Linked DNA regions of Homo sapiens: region 1 is linked to region 2. Evidence: read pairs that join two places in POLR2A ChIA-PET (ENCODE). Cell type or tissue: K562. All regions are shown on one strand. Each heading gives the region's core, and the rest is flanking DNA. Links, peaks and the distances in the headings are about the cores only. Region 1 overlaps LINC00958 (long intergenic non-protein coding RNA 958). Region 2 has its middle 81 kb from the start of RASSF10.

What was found. ChIA-PET counts read pairs that join two places held together with the same protein. Peaks named below come from ENCODE experiments on the same cell type or tissue, not always from the same donor. Only the 100,000 strongest peaks of a DNase experiment are listed, where the experiment ranks them.
Region 1: POLR2A ChIA-PET joins it to region 2 with 5 read pairs; 1 of 35 experiments calls an interaction of 5 or more read pairs at or near these places.

The regions. Positions count from the first base shown.
Region 1 is chr11:12,985,192-12,988,115 of GRCh38, forward strand. The region is part of intron 1 of LINC00958 (long intergenic non-protein coding RNA 958); the gene reads right to left. Among named protein-coding and RNA genes, the nearest start is that of LINC00958, 2.9 kb to the right of the region's middle. In K562, for the core only: no CTCF peak of the experiment used is centred there; no DNase peak of the experiment used is centred there; H3K4me3 peaks cover 2,004 bases.
Region 2 is chr11:13,089,084-13,092,007 of GRCh38, forward strand. No RefSeq gene overlaps it. Among named protein-coding and RNA genes, the nearest start is that of RASSF10, 81 kb to the left of the region's middle. In K562, for the core only: no CTCF peak of the experiment used is centred there; DNase peaks (open chromatin) are centred at 1,478 and 2,528; H3K4me3 peaks cover 246 bases.

The DNA of each region.
Region 1 (2,924 bases), core at 273-2,772, 100 kb before region 2:
GCTTTCTTCATTTCCACAACTGCTAAGGGGCTCAAGAATCCCCTTACCTGGGAAGCTCCTTTGACATCCTTTGACCAGCAATTTTACTAGCCAGCAAAAGCTACCATTGACTGAGGACTTTCTTAAGTACTTCACAGGCATACTATCATTCAGCAGAACACTCTTTAATTTATCTGTGGGATAGGAATTGTGACTCCAATTTGCACATTCAAGAGCTGAGGTTTACAATATTGAAGACGCACACTCAAGTTTACTATCTGTGGAGCTATTTGATCTAAACCAGGTCTGTATGAGCCAATGTCCTGTTTTTCATTGCCTCATACTTGATTTGTTTCTTATTTTTCACTAAGGTAAATACTACTGATACAAACATCTTATACAAAATTAAAATTTAGCCTCTAGATCACAGAACGTTCAGATGGGACTGTAACTAAATGATCAGGCGAGACTGATATTCATGTCACCCAGAGACAGATACTGTGACTGTCATCTGGAAATGAACACAATTACTTTTGGGATTTTGTGTCTTTTTGTCTTTTTTTCTCTGGGAGAGGTAAGAGTACATTTGTACAAAGGCTAGTTGCATGTTATTAGGCAGAGACGTAAAACCATATTGTTGTATGGAAGTTCAAGTGTGTATAGAAGGGTGTATATGAGTAATGAGGGGCCAAAGGGGTGGACTGGACCAGATGGTCAGTTATGATTTCTCAGCTGCAAGCCCATCCTTCTATGCTCTGTGTTTTGATGCTGGGGCTGGGACTCTATAATCACATCACTCCTTTACCAGCTGGTTCTGTGAATAGGCGCACTAAAGGAAAGGTAGATGGGAGGAAGAGGAAGAGACTTACTTCTTCCAATTTTGGCATGCTGCTCCTGTCAGCATCCTCTAAGCAATAGTTTGTCTCCCTGGTAGTGGTAATTGGTTCCAAGGCAGTTTACGATATGGAAGCAGGCTGCCATCATAGCAAGCAAGTGAGAGAGAAACAGAGGGTGAGGAAGATGGAAGCCAGATTCATTTGCAATCTAATCTCAGAATTGACACCCCATCACTTTTGTTATATTCTACTCCATGCACAAGAGGATTATATGATGGCATGACTGCCAGGAGGCAGAGATTATTGGGAGCTGTCGTAGAGGTCTTCTACCATGTGATGTTAAGTCGGTGTCCCTGACGAATCAATGCATTCTGTTAGATTCTGTTCATATGTTAGTTGGTTTCTGTTTCTGTTTCTTTACTGGATTCGTATACGGTAGTCTGTTGGTGTTTGCTCCCTTTACCCTGCTTTGTAAATACAGTCAAGTCACCATATAACGATGTTTCAGTCAACGACAGACCACATATTCAACAGTGGTCCCATAAGATTATAATACCATTTTTTCTATGATGTTTTTGTATGTTTAGATACACAAATACTTACCATTGTGTTACATCTACCCTACCTGCAGTATTCAATACAGTAACATGCAGTACAGCTTTGCAGCCTAGCAGCAATAGGCTATACCATATGGTCTAGGTGTGTAGTAGGCTATACCATCTAGGTTTGTGTAAGTACACTATATGATGTTTGCACAACAATGATGAAGTTGCCTAATGAAGCATTTCTCAGAACATATCCCTGTCATTAAGGCACACGTGACTGTAATTCCTCCATTAAGAACTTTAAAATTTGAAATGACTGGGATGAATTATTTTAGCTCCTGGGCTGCAGACTGATGACTGAGTGGATAAACTCAGTGGGCTGGTACTGATCTGGGGGTTGCATGGATCCTCTGTACTTGGAAGCAGAAGACCAAGGCTAGCTTAGCTTTGCCACTCACTCGTTCTATGCCCTTGGATGATTCACTTAACCATCTTAAACCCTAGGGTCCTCATCTGGAAACTGGGGAGAATAAAGCCTCACTTTCAGGGTTATGGTGAAGATTAAGTGAAAATTCAAGTGCCTGGAAGAGTGTCGAGCACACAGTTAGCTCTCAAGAAATGGTTGCTATTATTGGTAGAAAATGTATCCTAATGTTCAATCAACCTGATTAAAAATGTCTACTTTGTCTGGGCACGGTGGCTCACGCCTGTAATCCCAGCACTTTGAGAGGCCAAGGCAGGTGGATCGCCTGAGGTCAGGAGTTCGAGACCAGCCTGGCCAACATGGTGAAACCCCGTCTCTACTAAAAATACAAAAATTAGCTGGGCATGGCGGCAGGTGCCTGTAATCTCAGCTACTCAAGACGCTGAGGCAGGAGAATTGCTTGAACTCGGGAGGTGGAGGTTGCAGTGAGCCGAGATCACGCCATTGCACTCCAGACTGGGTGACAGGAGCGAGACTTCGTCTCAAAAAAAAAGTCTATTTCACAGGGTTGTGGGGATTAAATTAGATGATGGGTGCAAAGTGCCTAGTACTGTGGTTAATGGTTGACAAGTGCCCAATAAGTATTAGTATTAAATTGCTTTTTAAAAATTTCAAATAAAATTTGTTTGTAGGCTAGAAAGTACAAGTACACTATATTAAAAAATATTTCTGTTAAAAAGGAATTAACTTGGTATCAAAATTAGGCAAGAACCCATTTTATTTATAACTACATTTAAAATTCTAAAACTGGTCGGGCACAGTGGTTCACACTTGTAATCCCAGCACTTTGGGAGACTGAGGTGGGTAGATCACTAGAGATCAGGAGTTCAAGACCAGCCTGGCCAACATAGTGAAACCCCGTCTCTACTAAAAATACAAAAAATTAGCCGGGCGTGGTGGTGTGCGCCTGTAATCTCAGCTCTTGTGATGCTGAGGCAGGAGAATCGCTTGCACCCAGGAGATGGAGGTTGCAGTGAGCCAAGATCGCACTACTGCACTCCAGCCTGGGTGACAAAGTGAGACTCTGTCAATAAATAAATAAAATTCTAAAACAAAGAGAATCCAATAATCAATTATCTC
Region 2 (2,924 bases), core at 337-2,836:
ATGTTTATTGCAGCACTGTTCACAATCGCAAAGACTTGGAATGAACGCAAATGTCCATCAATGATAGACTGGATAAAGAAAATGTGGCACATATACACCATGGAATACTATGCAGCCATAAAAAAGGATGAGTTCATGTCCTTTGCAGGGACATGAATGAAGCTGGAAACCATCATTCTCAGCAAACTAACACAGGAACAGAAAATCAAATACCACATGTTCTCACTCATAAGTGGGAGTTGAACAATGAGAACGCATGGACACAGGGAGGGGGAACATCACACACAGGGGCCTGTCAGGGGGTTGGGGGATAGGGGAGGGATAGCATTAGGAGAAATACCTAATGTAAATGACGAGTTGATAGGTGTAGCAAACCAACATGGCACATGTATACCTATGTAACAAACCTGCACGTTGTGCACATGTACCCTAGAACTTAAAGTATAATAAAAAAATTTTTTTAAAGATGTATACTATAAGTCACATGTTTTAATTTTTCTAATCACTACATTTACAAAATAAGGAAAAGAAGATCAAAACAATTTTAATAATATTTAACCCATATATCCAAAATATTATCATTTCAACATGTAATCAATATAAAAAATGTTAATAGGACATTTCATTTTTTTTGTTCTAAGTCTTCAAAAAGCCAGTGTGTATTTTATATTAATACCACATCTGAGTTCAGACTATCCACAAGGAAAGTGCTCAGTAGCCAGATGTGACTAGAGCCTACCTTACTGGACAGCACAAATCTAAAACATGCTTTTCAAGTCCTATAGCTGTACTGTAATTTATTTAATTTATTTAACCCCATTGCTAGAACTTATCATTTTTACAAAATTTTGCCGTTATAAATAATAATGCAATGAAGATTCTTGTATTTACATCTGTGCATATTTTATGATTTCATTATTATACACTTTTTGGGATGGAATTGATTTATCAGGGTTATCAAAGTTATAAGCCTTAAAACTCTTAATGCTGCCAAATTGCTTTCTACAAACATTTTACCGATTTCCATTTGCACCAGCAGTATACAAGATTCCCACACTTCCACCAACAATGAGTGTCACCTCTATTAACACTGAGTGTACCCCAGAACTCCCAGTCTTCTACTGTTTCAACTTGCAATGTAACAGATAACCAAGGACCACTGCTGTGCCAGCTACCTTCTTCCTGTCCCTCCAGATCTACTCTCTGCCCTTCTCCTCCCTGCTCTGTACCCAGGAAGCTGGCAATTGTGGACTGCATCAATGGTCTTGCTTGCACCCCAGCTTCCTGTTGGGTAATGTCAGTGGAAAGTACTGGTGGGAGATGGAAGGAAGCAGGAAAAGTGAGGTCAGAATATTGATTTCGCTGGGTCCCTCCCTTCTGAATTGCTGTGGGTTGGTTACGTCCCCCTAAAAGAGGCCACAGCTCCTGTCACATAACTCTCCCTATGCAGCTACCTGCTGTGGCTTCCTGGAACTCCCTCCTCTTGCCCTTTCTGGCCTAAGGAAGATAAGGAGGCTTCTAGCAATTGCTAGCCCCAAGACTCTGCATTATCCATCCCTCATTGGTTTCTCTACACTTTCCTCACACCTTTGTACATACTCTCTTTATTAAACCCTCCTTGAATACTCAGTTGAAATTCATCATCAGTTTCCTGTGAGGACCATGAATGGCACAGCCAGACAGACATTAAATAACCTGACATTAAAAAGAAAGGCCAAGATTGACCAATAAACTTACTTCAAAGGAAACACGTACTTTAGAACAGAAGAAAACTTGCTATAAAAAGAAAATTCTAATTCTAATTAATATCTTCAAAAAATATTGAGACAATGTTATAGCCATAAAATAATTATTTTAAGAGTAACATTATGAAAACAACAACCAGAAAGAAAGATTTTGGAAATGAAAACAAAATTAATTGCCAAAACAAAAAAAAAGTTAGGGTTAGACGATAAAGTCCAGAAAATATTTTAAAATGTGAGAGCTATTAAAATTATCACAAATATGAATGAAAACAGAAGAAATATAAAGAATTGACACAAATGATCCAGTGTCCAACCAGTGGGAGTCCTCAAAAGAGAACAGAACAAAAAAAAACAAGGGAGAGGGAATTAATAAGGAAATAGTACAAGGAAATTTTCCATAGTAGAAGGAAGACATGAGACTTAGAATTTGAAGGCCCTGGAAGCTCTGAACAAGACAAAAACTAAAAATCCACACCTAGAAACATTAAAAAAAAAAAAAAACTTCTAAAGAAATGAAACAGCCACAGACAAAGGAATAAAAGTCAGGCCAACATAAGACTTCCCATCAGCAACAATGGATGCTAGAAGATCCTGTCCTCTAGCAAGCCATCATCTACTCTGCAACCAGAGTCACCTTCCTTGAATTCAAATATCACCAAGCTACTTTCTTGCTTACAAATTTGCAATGGTTCTCTTTGGCATTAAGCTGAATTTGGAGTCTTCAGTTAGCTCATGTGACTCTCTATAATCTGCCCAGACCAGCCTCTCCTGCCTATTCCTGCCTCTTCAGCCTTTGCTCCACCTTGATGGGGCTCCTTGTGGTTTCCTGGACACATCATGCTGTTTCATGCCTTGCTGTATTTGCAAATACTGCTTTCTCCTCCCAGTAAGCTCATTCTTCTATTTTACCTAACAAATTCTCATGTTCTTCAAAACTCAGCTAGAGTAGCAGCTTTTCTGTGAAGTTTTCCTTGCTTTGATCCCTGCCCTAGGTGAAGCCCACAGCTGCCATTTGCCTGAGAAGAGAATTTGGGCAGAAAGCAAAACCTTTTTCAGTGACTTTCATGTGCCAAGAATTGTGCTGGGGACACAGAGTTTACATAGTTTCTCTTAAAGCTTACAGTTTTGTAGGTGAACCGGAAAAGCAAAACAAACAATTACATCAGTGTGGAGTTGTTG